Linked DNA regions of Mus musculus: region 1 is linked to region 2. Evidence: chromatin contacts called from ENCODE Hi-C or POLR2A ChIA-PET data. All regions are on one chromosome and are shown on one strand. The core of a region is the stretch at or near the end of the contact, and the rest is flanking DNA. Distances in the headings are between cores, read along the strand shown.

What was found. Hi-C counts contacts between places; a loop is a spot of excess contacts on that map. ChIA-PET counts read pairs that join two places held with the same protein, here RNA polymerase II (POLR2A).
Region 1: a map of left cerebral cortex shows a loop between it and region 2 (8-fold over the local background). The contact joins the promoter of D330050I16Rik here to the promoter of Sf3b2 in region 2. A Hi-C loop is called at or near these places in 1 of 37 maps with a recorded cell type or tissue (left cerebral cortex). POLR2A ChIA-PET finds 5 or more read pairs at or near these places in 4 of 5 experiments (Patski and embryonic stem cell).

The regions. Positions count from the first base shown.
Region 1 is chr19:5,387,078-5,392,116 of GRCm38, reverse strand. It overlaps D330050I16Rik (RIKEN cDNA D330050I16 gene), which reads right to left and starts at 3,781. Exons shown (of 1, transcript NR_033224.1): 1 at 2,048-3,781. Sart1 (squamous cell carcinoma antigen recognized by T cells 1) reads left to right here and starts at 3,414. Exons shown (of 20, transcript NM_016882.3): 1 at 3,414-3,802. The coding sequence starts at 3,490. Tsga10ip (testis specific 10 interacting protein) reads left to right here. Exons shown (of 8, transcript NM_001373978.1): 6 at 1,104-1,203; 7 at 1,390-1,508; 8 at 1,920-2,070. The coding sequence ends at 2,055.
Region 2 is chr19:5,291,432-5,296,932 of GRCm38, reverse strand. Sf3b2 (splicing factor 3b, subunit 2) reads left to right here and starts at 1,478. Exons shown (of 21, transcript NM_030109.2): 1 at 1,478-1,671; 2 at 1,846-1,892; 3 at 2,557-2,634; 4 at 3,614-3,853. The coding sequence starts at 1,539.

The DNA.
Region 1 (5,039 bases), core at 2,532-5,031, 93 kb before region 2:
TGGTACCTGGCCAAGCATGGAGGGCTATCCCACAGGGATCCAACAAACATGCCTGAGAGCCTAGCACAAGTTTCAGGTCTTGTCTGGTTATCCCTTTCATCTTGTCTGCGGGTCCTGCCGCTCCATCCTGGACATATCTTATGTGCTGTAACTGACATGCCTGTCAACCATGAGCTAGTTGAGCAGCCATGTTGTCTCAGGTAGCCCAGGAGCATGTAGCAGAGGATAATTTCTGATCTTCCTACTTCTGAGGAGTGCGGGGACTGCGGGCGCGTACACACACAGGGAAGGGGAGCTCACGCCATTGCACGAACACAGAGGTTAGTGAGCCACGCCAGGAGCCGGAGCTTGGACCCAGCCTGCTAGCCTAAGTGTGGCAAGCACCTGCACCTGCTGAACCAGCTACACACCCTCAAGCTGATTTTTATAAACAGGAAAACTTGCTCTAGTGCAGTCCAGATCTTTGTTTTCTATAGTCTCATTCTTTAATCCAGACTGGCCTATAATTTACTTTGTAGCCCAGGTTGGCTTTGAGTTCAGGCAATCCTCCTGCCGCAGCTTCTTAAATGTTAATCACTAGTCTAGCTTTGGGAGATGTTCTTTTATTTGCAATTCCTTGGTTCCTCTGTCGCCTTCTAAGCTATCTACACAGAGAAGGCACAGGGTACCTAGGAGCGCTGCCTAACTCCTGCTGTAGTGAAGAAAAATGGACTCCCCAGGTCACACACCCCACAGCATCCTCAATGGGGGAGAATAAGGGGAGGTTTACAAACGGAGGCTGTAGAAGCAGGAGGTCAAAGCCAGGAGGACAGGTTCCCTCCTTTGGGTGTAGCCATAAGGGTGGGCAAGCCCTGGATGTACATAGCCTAAACCTGGGACAGGTGCTTAATCCTACTATCTAGGCTAAGTCCCCACCACCTTTATGAGCCAGCAGTAAAATGGTGATCCCACCCAAGCAATGCAGGGCTGGAGTGGGAGTGTAATGGCGTTGTGAGTGTCAGGGGAAACTTTTATGTTGACAGGCTTCAAAAAAGACCAGCAGGCTCTACTCTGGGGAGTGGCGATGTTCAGCTGCCTAGAGGCCTGTCTTGTCTCCCTCACAGGCGCAAGGAGCGACAGCGTTTTGCTGAGTACCAAGCAGAGCTCCAAGGTATCCAGCATAGGGTGCAGGCCCGGCCCTTCCTGTTCCAGCAGGCCATGCAGGTGAGGGCTAACAGCTGTGCAGGCCCACCTCCATCACCACCAACGGAGCTGCTTCGACAAGTGTGTAGTGAAACAAAGTTGGAGTAGGGTCCTATCTGTCCCCCCTTCTTAATAATCGGAGCTCCATGGTGACCCCAAGCAGCCTTGGTGAAGGGTAGGAACCTTTTTTTTTTTTTCTCCCATCAGACCAACGCCAGACTCACTGCAAATCGGCGCTTCTCCCAGGTGCTGTCAGCACTGGGGGTAGACGAGGACCAGCTGCTGGCCGAGGCAGGCAATGCTGAGAGCACCCCCCGGAAGCACAGGTGAGGGGGGACAAGGTACCCGCCTAGTGTTCTCCATGTCACCCAGGGCTATTGTCCCCACCTTCCACTGAGACCAGAGTAGGACCTTACTTGAGGACAAAGGAACAAATACACAGTAAAGCTAGTCTAGGACTCTAAGCAAGATAAGCCAAGCAGCTGGTGCCACTCTGTCACCCTTCAGACTGTCCCTTACACCTTAGAGTGAGGAACCTGGTACAGAGAAGGGATTGTAAGATTCACTTCACAGTAAAACCAACCCCCAAACAACTGAGACTGCAGGAGGGGGTGTCACTTTTCAGGGTTACACAGCAACTAAGTATAGGACTTAGATTTAGATCACAGGGTAAAAGGCTGCACTGGGCATGGAAGAGGGTGCTGTGGAGCCCACTGGTCTCCATCTGTGTCTTTAAGGAGCAACCGATCACTTAGAGCAGAAATGGAGCCCTCTTCTCAGAGCCCCCCCAAAACAGAGCCAACCAGCAGCCAGCCTGGAAGACGCCCCTCCCCAACCCTGGACCCAGACTACAGTCCCCGAGAGAAAAATTAAACGCTTTATGGCCAAGTACAGTGTGAGACTTCTGAGGGGAGTTGGCTGTGGGTCGGAGATAGGTAGCGGAAGTGGGTGGCAGAGGTTGAGCTGTTTCCCCCACGCCCTGGAAACCCAGGCTACACCTCATTCTCAACAAGCCGTCTCTCTACTGAGGCGTGGGGCACCGGAAAGGAATCCGCTGAGACTTTGCCATGCTTTCCCCAACATGCCAGGGGACCTAGAAATCTTAGTGAACAGGACCCTGCCTCTGAAGGCGCTCAGTCTCGGGGTGGACCTTCAAAGGTGCCCATCCCCCACACCAAACCACACCAGCGAGGTGCTACACCGGAAGTCCAGAGAGGAGCAACGACTATCAGATGGGAGTGTGTGAACCCTTAACTTAAACCCTTAACCCTTTACTCAACCCAAAACAAAGCAACCAAACTAAACAAACAATCAAACAAACAGAAACCCAGGAAAAGTCGAGAAAAGCATGTAATCCCAGCCTGGGCTACATAGTTAACAGGCTAGACAGAACGGGAAAAACAAAAAAAGGAGGGAAAGCATATACATGCACAAATGTGCCGAATTTGCACTCAAGCCTGGAGTGGCCATGCACACGAGAGGCTGACAGAGGGACTGTGGTGGGTTTGAAGACAGCCAGGGGTAAGTAACAAGTACTAGACCTACCTTTACAAAAAAAGAAAACTAGAAACAAACCATCACTCAGTATCACCAGGTTTATAGGCACAAATTCAAAGAGCACTCCAAAGCCTAGTTAAAAAGGTCCAATCCAGCTGGGCGGTGGTGGCGCACGCCTTTAATCCCAGCACCTGGGAGGCAGAGGCAGGCGGATTTCTGAGTTCGAGGCCAGCCTGGTCTACAGAGTGAGTTCCAGGACAGAGAAAACCCCTGTCTAAAAAATAATAATAAAACGGTCCAATCCATCAGTCTAGGGGACATAGGATGACGGTAGCGTTCGCTAAAAGAAAGAGTATTTTCCAACTCTGGATGGAGCCCCGGCACTAGGGAGCTTGCTTGGACAGTCACTGGAGAGGGGGCTGCCCACAGAGAGACTTGAGGCACAGAGCACCACGAAGCGATCAGAGTGGAAGGGGAAGGAGGCAGGGGAAACTTCTAGCTCCGGAGATGATGACCCAGTACCATGCTAAAGTTCTTACGGCTCTACGACTACCATCTTAGATGGCGCGAGAGGGTGGACGGCGCAGTCTCTACAGGTGCGCGTGCGCAGAGACCAGTAGCTGGCAGGCGGGACCGCGCACCCTCAATCAGTCCCTCCCGTGAGCCTTTGGAGGTTCCCAGGCAGGCCCCGGAAACAGCCCCTCTTAGTTTCCGGCAACAGGAACGGGGCGGTCGCGCGACCCGGAAGCGTTCCCATTTCGCGTCGTCTGGGCTAGGGTAGCGGCCCGGCTCCAGGCGGACGCAATAATCATGGGGTCGTCAAAGAAGCACCGTGGCGAGAAGGAGGCGGCCGGGACGACGGCTGCGGCCGGGACTGGGGGCACGACCGAGCAGCCGCCACGGCATCGCGAGCATAAGAAACACAAGCACCGGAGCAGCGGCGGCGGCAGCAGCGGCGGCGAACGACGGAAGCGGAGCCGGGAGCGTGGGAGTGAGCGCGGGAGCGGGCGGCGTGGGGCGGAAGCCGAGGCCCGCAGCGGCGCGCACGGTCGCGAACGAAGCCAAGCGGAGCCCTCGGAGCGGCGCGTGAAGCGGGAGAAACGCGATGACGGCTACGAGGCCGGTGAGGGCGGGGCCCGGGGGCGGGGCAGGGTCTTGGGATGCCCAGGACGGAGGGTACGGGAGGACCTCGAGGGCCATCTGCCTCTCGGGTTAAAGACGTCCTCCGGGTGTTTGGGGTTAAACGTTGACGTCTCCACGTTAAGCTTTAAGAAGACAGGAGTCTTCCTGCCTTCCCTGTCTTCCTGGCACTTCACAGCAATGCATTGGGTGGGTGAATGAGGTGGGACGAGCGTGTACAGACAATCGACCAATAGCTCATAGCGGAGACATGAAGCAGTAAGATAGGCTTGGGTCTGAACCAGCGCTGTAAGCCCTGTTGAGAAGTTTGGGCTTTGTTATGAGGATGGTAGGGAGCCAAGGATTTGAGTAAGCAAGTGACTTGAATTGCATGATATTTTATGAAGATCAGTGGGTTGAGAGCTTGTCAAACGTAGGACCAGAGATCAAGAGATCGGGAGGGAGGTCCAAGCAACCAGGTGAGGGCTAATAGTATGCATGTTTCTCTATGCAGCGGGCCGGAGAGAAGTGGACAGATTGAATAGGAATTCGGTCTGATTGGCCTGGTGAATGGAGGTGTCATCTGTTGGAACTGAGTTTAGAAGAGAAGCAGATTTGAGGCAGGGGAGAATGACACAGTTTTGGGAGAACTTTATGTTTGGTGTATATGGGAAACCTTACAGTTTAAGTGAGATAGAGTGACTTTGGGCTGGTGTGTATTCAGGAAACCAAAGAAGTGCCTTAGAACATGTGGAATGAGAACGAGAGTCAGGCATAGAACCTGCTAAATTCCAGTAGTTCAGTTGTGGGCAGAGGAACATGTTGAGGAGCATAAATAGTAGCCAGTGGCAGGAACCCACAGTCTGCCCATAGGATCTATGCAAAGAGAGCATTGCTGAAGTGTGATCCACCACAGGACATTAATCTTTTAAACAAAGGATTGTTTTTATGTTAATGCATTTGAGTATTTTACCCTCATGTGCCCGTGCCAGCAGAGGTCAGAAGAAGGCATCGGATCCCCTGGAACTGAATTAGATGGCTGTGAGTTGCCATATGGATTCTGAGAACCAAATTTGGGTCCTCTGTAAGAACAGCAAGTGCTCTTATCCCCTGAGACATCTCTCCAGTCTCCAGATCAGAAATTTTCTTGAAAGTAATCTGCTAGTTGGAAAAAGGGAGACTTGGGACTTGACAGTTCCCACAGAAAGTGGAGTGGTGCCAAGGCAGAGAAAGGGACTGTT
Region 2 (5,501 bases), core at 229-2,728:
CAGACCCCACCTTTCCTGCATCCTGCTCACCCCTCCTTTCCAATTACTCCTCCCTTGAGGACAGCTGGTGAAACGGAGGTGGCTAGGAAAAGATCTGAAGCGCGTGGGTGGGAAATGAGACCATTTGTGTTCCTCTCCTTTATTCATCACACACAAACCAAACAGGCTGTCATTGAGAGCGGCAGAACTAGGAGAGGGAAGGAGATAAAATAAATTGGTGGATGTTGGGCAGGCAAGGGTCATGGTGTCTTGCCCCAAGAAAGGTCCTGAGGTTTTTTTGTTTTTCCTACAAGAATATAAAGTCCCCAGGTTAGATACCCCCACCTCCCAACTCATTTATTAGCTGCCTCCTGGATGCTAAATACTTCAAGATAGAAGAAGATCAAGTTCCAGATCCTGTTTGGGGGAATGGAGGTGGGAATAAAGGACAGGAAAGACTTAAAAATGAAACAAAGACAATGGATTAGCTGGCAGCAGTAAGCCCAGTTTTCAAGAAGCAGAGGCAGGAGGATTGCCAAGAGCTAGAGGTTGGCTTGGGCTCGATTTTGTCCCAAGACAGTCTGAACTACATGACTCTTGATCTTCCACTCCATGAAATCGGGTGTGATAGTATATATCTGTAGCCTGCAAAGGATCAGAAGTTCTAGGGTAGCCTGGGCCACATATGGACACATTTGTCTTAAACAACAAAAACCTTGGGGCTTGAGAATTGGTGTTAAGAGCACTGTTGCTTTTGCAGAGGACCTGGGTTCGATTCACAAAAGTGTAACTCCAGTTCCAGATCTGACACTTCTGGCTTCTACAGATACCAGGCATGCAAGCGGTACATATACATATAATAAAACACCTGAAAGGTGGAAAATGTATTAATGAACATTCCTCGAAAGGGGGAAGGAAGCATTTGACAGAGAATACATTTATTTAAGACTTTTTCGAAGGTGCAAAAGGGGATTTTATTTTAGCAGTGCCCTTCCCCCAGGTCAGCAGCTGGAACTCAGCTTGGCGGTCCGTTCCTCCACCGGCTCCGATCCCCTTTCAGCCCATTCAAGCACGCCTGGGCGGGAGTGAGCAGACAAACACTGTTTTATCAGAGCCATCGGCACCAACCTCCCATTCGGGCGCCGGAAAGGAATCTCTATGAGCTCCTAGGAGAAATAAGCACCCAGGTCTCTCATCATTGAAGGGTGTCGGGACAGAAGACTTAGTATGTGTTTGGCCAGGAGAGAAGAAGAATGCATCTGCTCTGGGTAGAGTAAGCTCTTGCAGCCAGGCAGCGGATGTATTACTACTGCTGCATACCGGATGTCATAGCGAGCGTTCGTCCTCTAGATGGCGCATCCGCAAACTACAACTCCCAGAAGGCTCTGCAACCTCCGTTGGCGGCGATTCCTATTCCCCGGTAAGGGAAAGGGCGTGTGTTTGGACCAAGTTCTCTCCAATCACCGCGGGACGTGGATTACGCAACCGGAAGTTTCTGGAAGTAGGCCCGGCGGCTGACCCGAGCTTCCGTGTTGGTCTCGCGCCTTCTTGTGGCTAAGATGGCGGCGGAGCATCCCGAACCTCCCAAAGGAGAGTTGCAGTTGCCACCGCCTCCACCTCCAGGCCACTATGGAGCCTGGGCTGCGCAGGAGCTTCAGGCCAGATTGGCAGAGATAGGAGCGCCGATCCAGGGTGAGGCGCAGAGGCGGTCGAGAGGGGCCCTGCGTGGGCTTGTGGCGAAGTGGAGCTTGGTTACCCAGGAGACCCACGGGGCGGGGGGCGGAGACAGGCCTGTGGGACCTGACCTCGCCAAATTGGCCTGCTCGAGGTGATGCTGACCCCCTGATTCTGTGCTTCGTCCTATAGGGAGTCGCGAGGAGTTAGTAGAGCGGCTGCAGACCTACACCCGTCAGGTGAGTGTTGTCAGTGCAGGCTAGGTCTCACTTTTCCTGGAGGCCTTTAAGACTACTCACGGATGGATCTTCGTTTCTCTTCTCTTCTCTTCTCTTCTCTTCTCTTCTCTTCTCTTCTTTCTTTTTTCTTTTTCTTTTCTTTTTTTTTTTTTTTTTGGTTTTTTTTTTTTTTTTTGAGACAGGGTTTCTCTGTATAGCCCTGGCTGTCCTGGACTCACTCTGTAGACCAGGCTGGCCTGGAACTCAGAAATTCGCCTGCCTCTCCCAAATGCTGGGATTAAAGGCGTGCGCCACCACTCCGCGGCTGGATCTTCGTTTCATATACTTTTTTTGTTTGTTCTTTCGCGATAGGGTTTCTCAGTGTAGCCCTGGCTGGCCTCAAACTTAAGAGATCCTAATGCGTTTGCCTTCCGAGTGCTCCAGCACACCGGGCTAGGTCTTTTTTGTGTACTTCAACGCAGCAAGCCGGCTCTTGACCATTTTGTCAGTTCTTGGTTTTGCTTTATTGTAATTACTTCTACTCCTGTTGCTTTTCTCAGGTTCCAGCCCCAGTCTCTGTCAAGTGGGCACTGGGTACATTTTGTTAAGTAAATAAATGGAAGAGGAGGTTATGTAATGGAATACGTCCTTGTAGTCTGACCTAGAGCTCTCTTTTTTCTTGTAGACGGGCATTGTCCTGAATCGACCAGTTTTGAGAGGAGAAGATGGGGACAAAGCGGCTCCTCCTCCTATGTCAGCACAGGTAAGAGATTGCTTCGAGGATCTTTTCTGCTCAGGATAGCCATGTGTTGAGCTAGCAGATGGGACCGTAAGTTAAGGGTGAGGTCTAAGGAGACAAAATTGTGACCTCTTCACTTCTGATTTAGTGCTGCTACTGTTTTAATCCCCAATGTCTACTCCTCCAAATTTGACTTATCACTCAAGATTCCACTAGAATATCTGGAAATGTTCCTTGATCCTTTCTCAGCTGGAAGTGGTCATGCTTTCTCCTGCCAGGTATAGCTCCCAAAGTTATTGAAACGGTAAAGGATAATGCCCTGACTTGAATAATATACTCCCTGCATCTAGTACAACGTAGATATCCTATGCCTTGGAATGTTGGTTATTACTTTTTTTTTAACTTATTTTTATGTATATAAGTGTTTTGTCTGAATTTGTATTTTGTCCAAGTTTCTACCTGTGCGTCACGTGCATGCAGTGTTTTAGGAGGCCATTGAAGGGCGTTGGGTCATTCTGGGGCTGGAGTTACAGAACTGTGAGCTTCCATCGGGGTGCTGGGAATTGAGCCCTGATATTATAGAAGAGCAGCTCTTAACTGCTTGGCCATCTATCCAGCCCTAGTTCCTATTTCTTTAAGTCCTTTCTGATTCTAGTATTTGTTTCTCTTCCTCTAAAGTTGTGGCTTTGACCTGGAGTTTATTGGTGTGTTTGTGTATGTGTGTTTTGTGAAGTTCCTGTATGGATTTTAGAGGTGTCCTTGTACCTCCTTAAATTGAATGCAAAATGTAATATGAATGTTCCTCATATTTTTTCAGAGAAGCTAATAGCTTTGATCAGTGTGCTAAAGTTAGCATCTTTTGATTCTTTTATGGTGTATTTTCTTGAATCCTACGTCATTAGACTTCAAATTCTAGTATCTGGCTCTTTTGCTAGGTCTCTAGCAAATGCTTATAAATTGAATAAATGCTTTCTAATTCATAGCTGTATTTTTTTCCCCATAGCTGTCTGGGATTCCTATGCCACCACCACCTATGGGACTTCCCCCTCTACAGCCTCCTCCACCACCTCCACCACCTCCACCAGGCCTTGGCCTTGGCTTTCCTATGGCTCACCCACCAAATCTGGGGCCCCCACCACCTCTTCGAGTGGGTGAGCCTGTGGCGCTGTCAGAAGAAGAACGGCTGAAGCTGGCACAGCAGCAGGCAGCTTTGCTGATGCAGCAAGAGGAGCGTGCCAAGCAGGTAGGACAGGTGGAAACCTGTACCTGGGACACATTAGGTCCCTGACGGGGAAATGGAGCCTGAGAAAGCTAGACCCTGAGGCCAAGCCTTTTAGGAAGGTCTTGGTTGAAGACTAGAACGTAGGTATAGTTAGACTCCCAGGAAGCCAGTATTTTGGCAGATTGGCCTGGGCCCTATTGCTGCTAGTGTGAGATTCACTGAAGCAACATGAACTCTTGGGGTACTGGAAGACGGTGATGTTTTTCTCTCTGACTTGACATCTTGCTCTATCCAGAGGATGCCATTTAACATTATTTAATGTCCAAACCAAGATGCTTCATTCAAATTTGCCTTGGAGGCTACCTGATAACCAAATAGGTTCTAGTGCTTCCATCTTTTCTGTAGTCCAGGAGTTAGCACACTATGTGTGCCCTGCTTGTGGATGGCCTATAAACTAAAAATGATTTTTTTTTCAAACTTTGGAGGGTTGTCATTAAAAAAGAAAGAAAACCAAACATTTTAAACCAAGTATATTGTAGAATTCCTATGATAGTAACACATGTAATTTTACTCTTTATCCATTATAGAAAATACTTTGCTGCTAGTTTTTTTTTTTTGTTTGTTTTGTTTTGTTTTGTTTTGTTTTAAAGATGTGTTCATTTATTTTATGTGAAGAAGAGGGCATCAGATCCCATTAAGGATAGCCATGAGCCACCATGTGGTTGCTGGGAATTGAACTCAGGACCTCTGGAAGAGCAGTCAGTGCTCTTACCTGCTGAGCCATCTCTCCAGCCCTTTGCGGCTAGTTTTATGTGTGTTATTTAGGTGGCTTGTGGAGAATGCTGGCATACCATTTGAGTTGAATTTAAACTATGATGGTACAGATTGAGGAATGCTGTAGGGGTGTCCTTCCCCGCATCAGCTTTACCCAGTGGGTGACTCAAGAATATTAGAAAGTAAGCATTAGCCGCTGGCTGGTGGTGGCGCACGCCTTTCATCCCAGCACTTGGGAGGCAGAGGCAGGCAGATCTCTGTAATTTCAAGGCCAGCCTGTTCTACAGAGCAAGTTCTAGGACAGCCAGGACTACACAGAGAAACCCTGTCTGACACAACCAAAAGAAAGGAAAGGGGAAAGGGGAAAAAAAGGGAAAAAAGGGGAAAAAAGGGAAAAAGGGAAAAAAAGGGAGAAAAGGGGAAAAGGGAAAGGGAAAGGAAAGGGAAAGGGAAAGGGGAAAGGAAAGGAAAGGAAAGGAAAGGAAAGGAAAGGGAACATCAAACACAACATGGAAACATAGAGGAAGTGCTGGAAACATAGAGGAAGTGCTGGAAACATAGAGGAAGTGCTGGAAACAGAGGAAGTGCTGGAAACATAGAGGAAGTGCTGGAAACATAGAGGAAGCTCTAAGAAAATGTCTCATGGTTCTTTCTAATGGTTTCATTTTTGTGTATTAAAACTCATTGAAAAGTAGAAATCTCTTCCAGAAACCAGAAACTTCCTAGGCTTTTTCATATTTGTTTTTAGGAACTTTCCATCATGATAAGTTTCTAGTTAACATGCAAACAGGTGTGGGGAAGATGACCACCTCAGTGTCCCTGTTATTCTCCTTCGAAGGAACCCATTTGTCAGGGCTATGCGCCAAATTCTTTTCCAAGCTGAGTCCGCACTTCT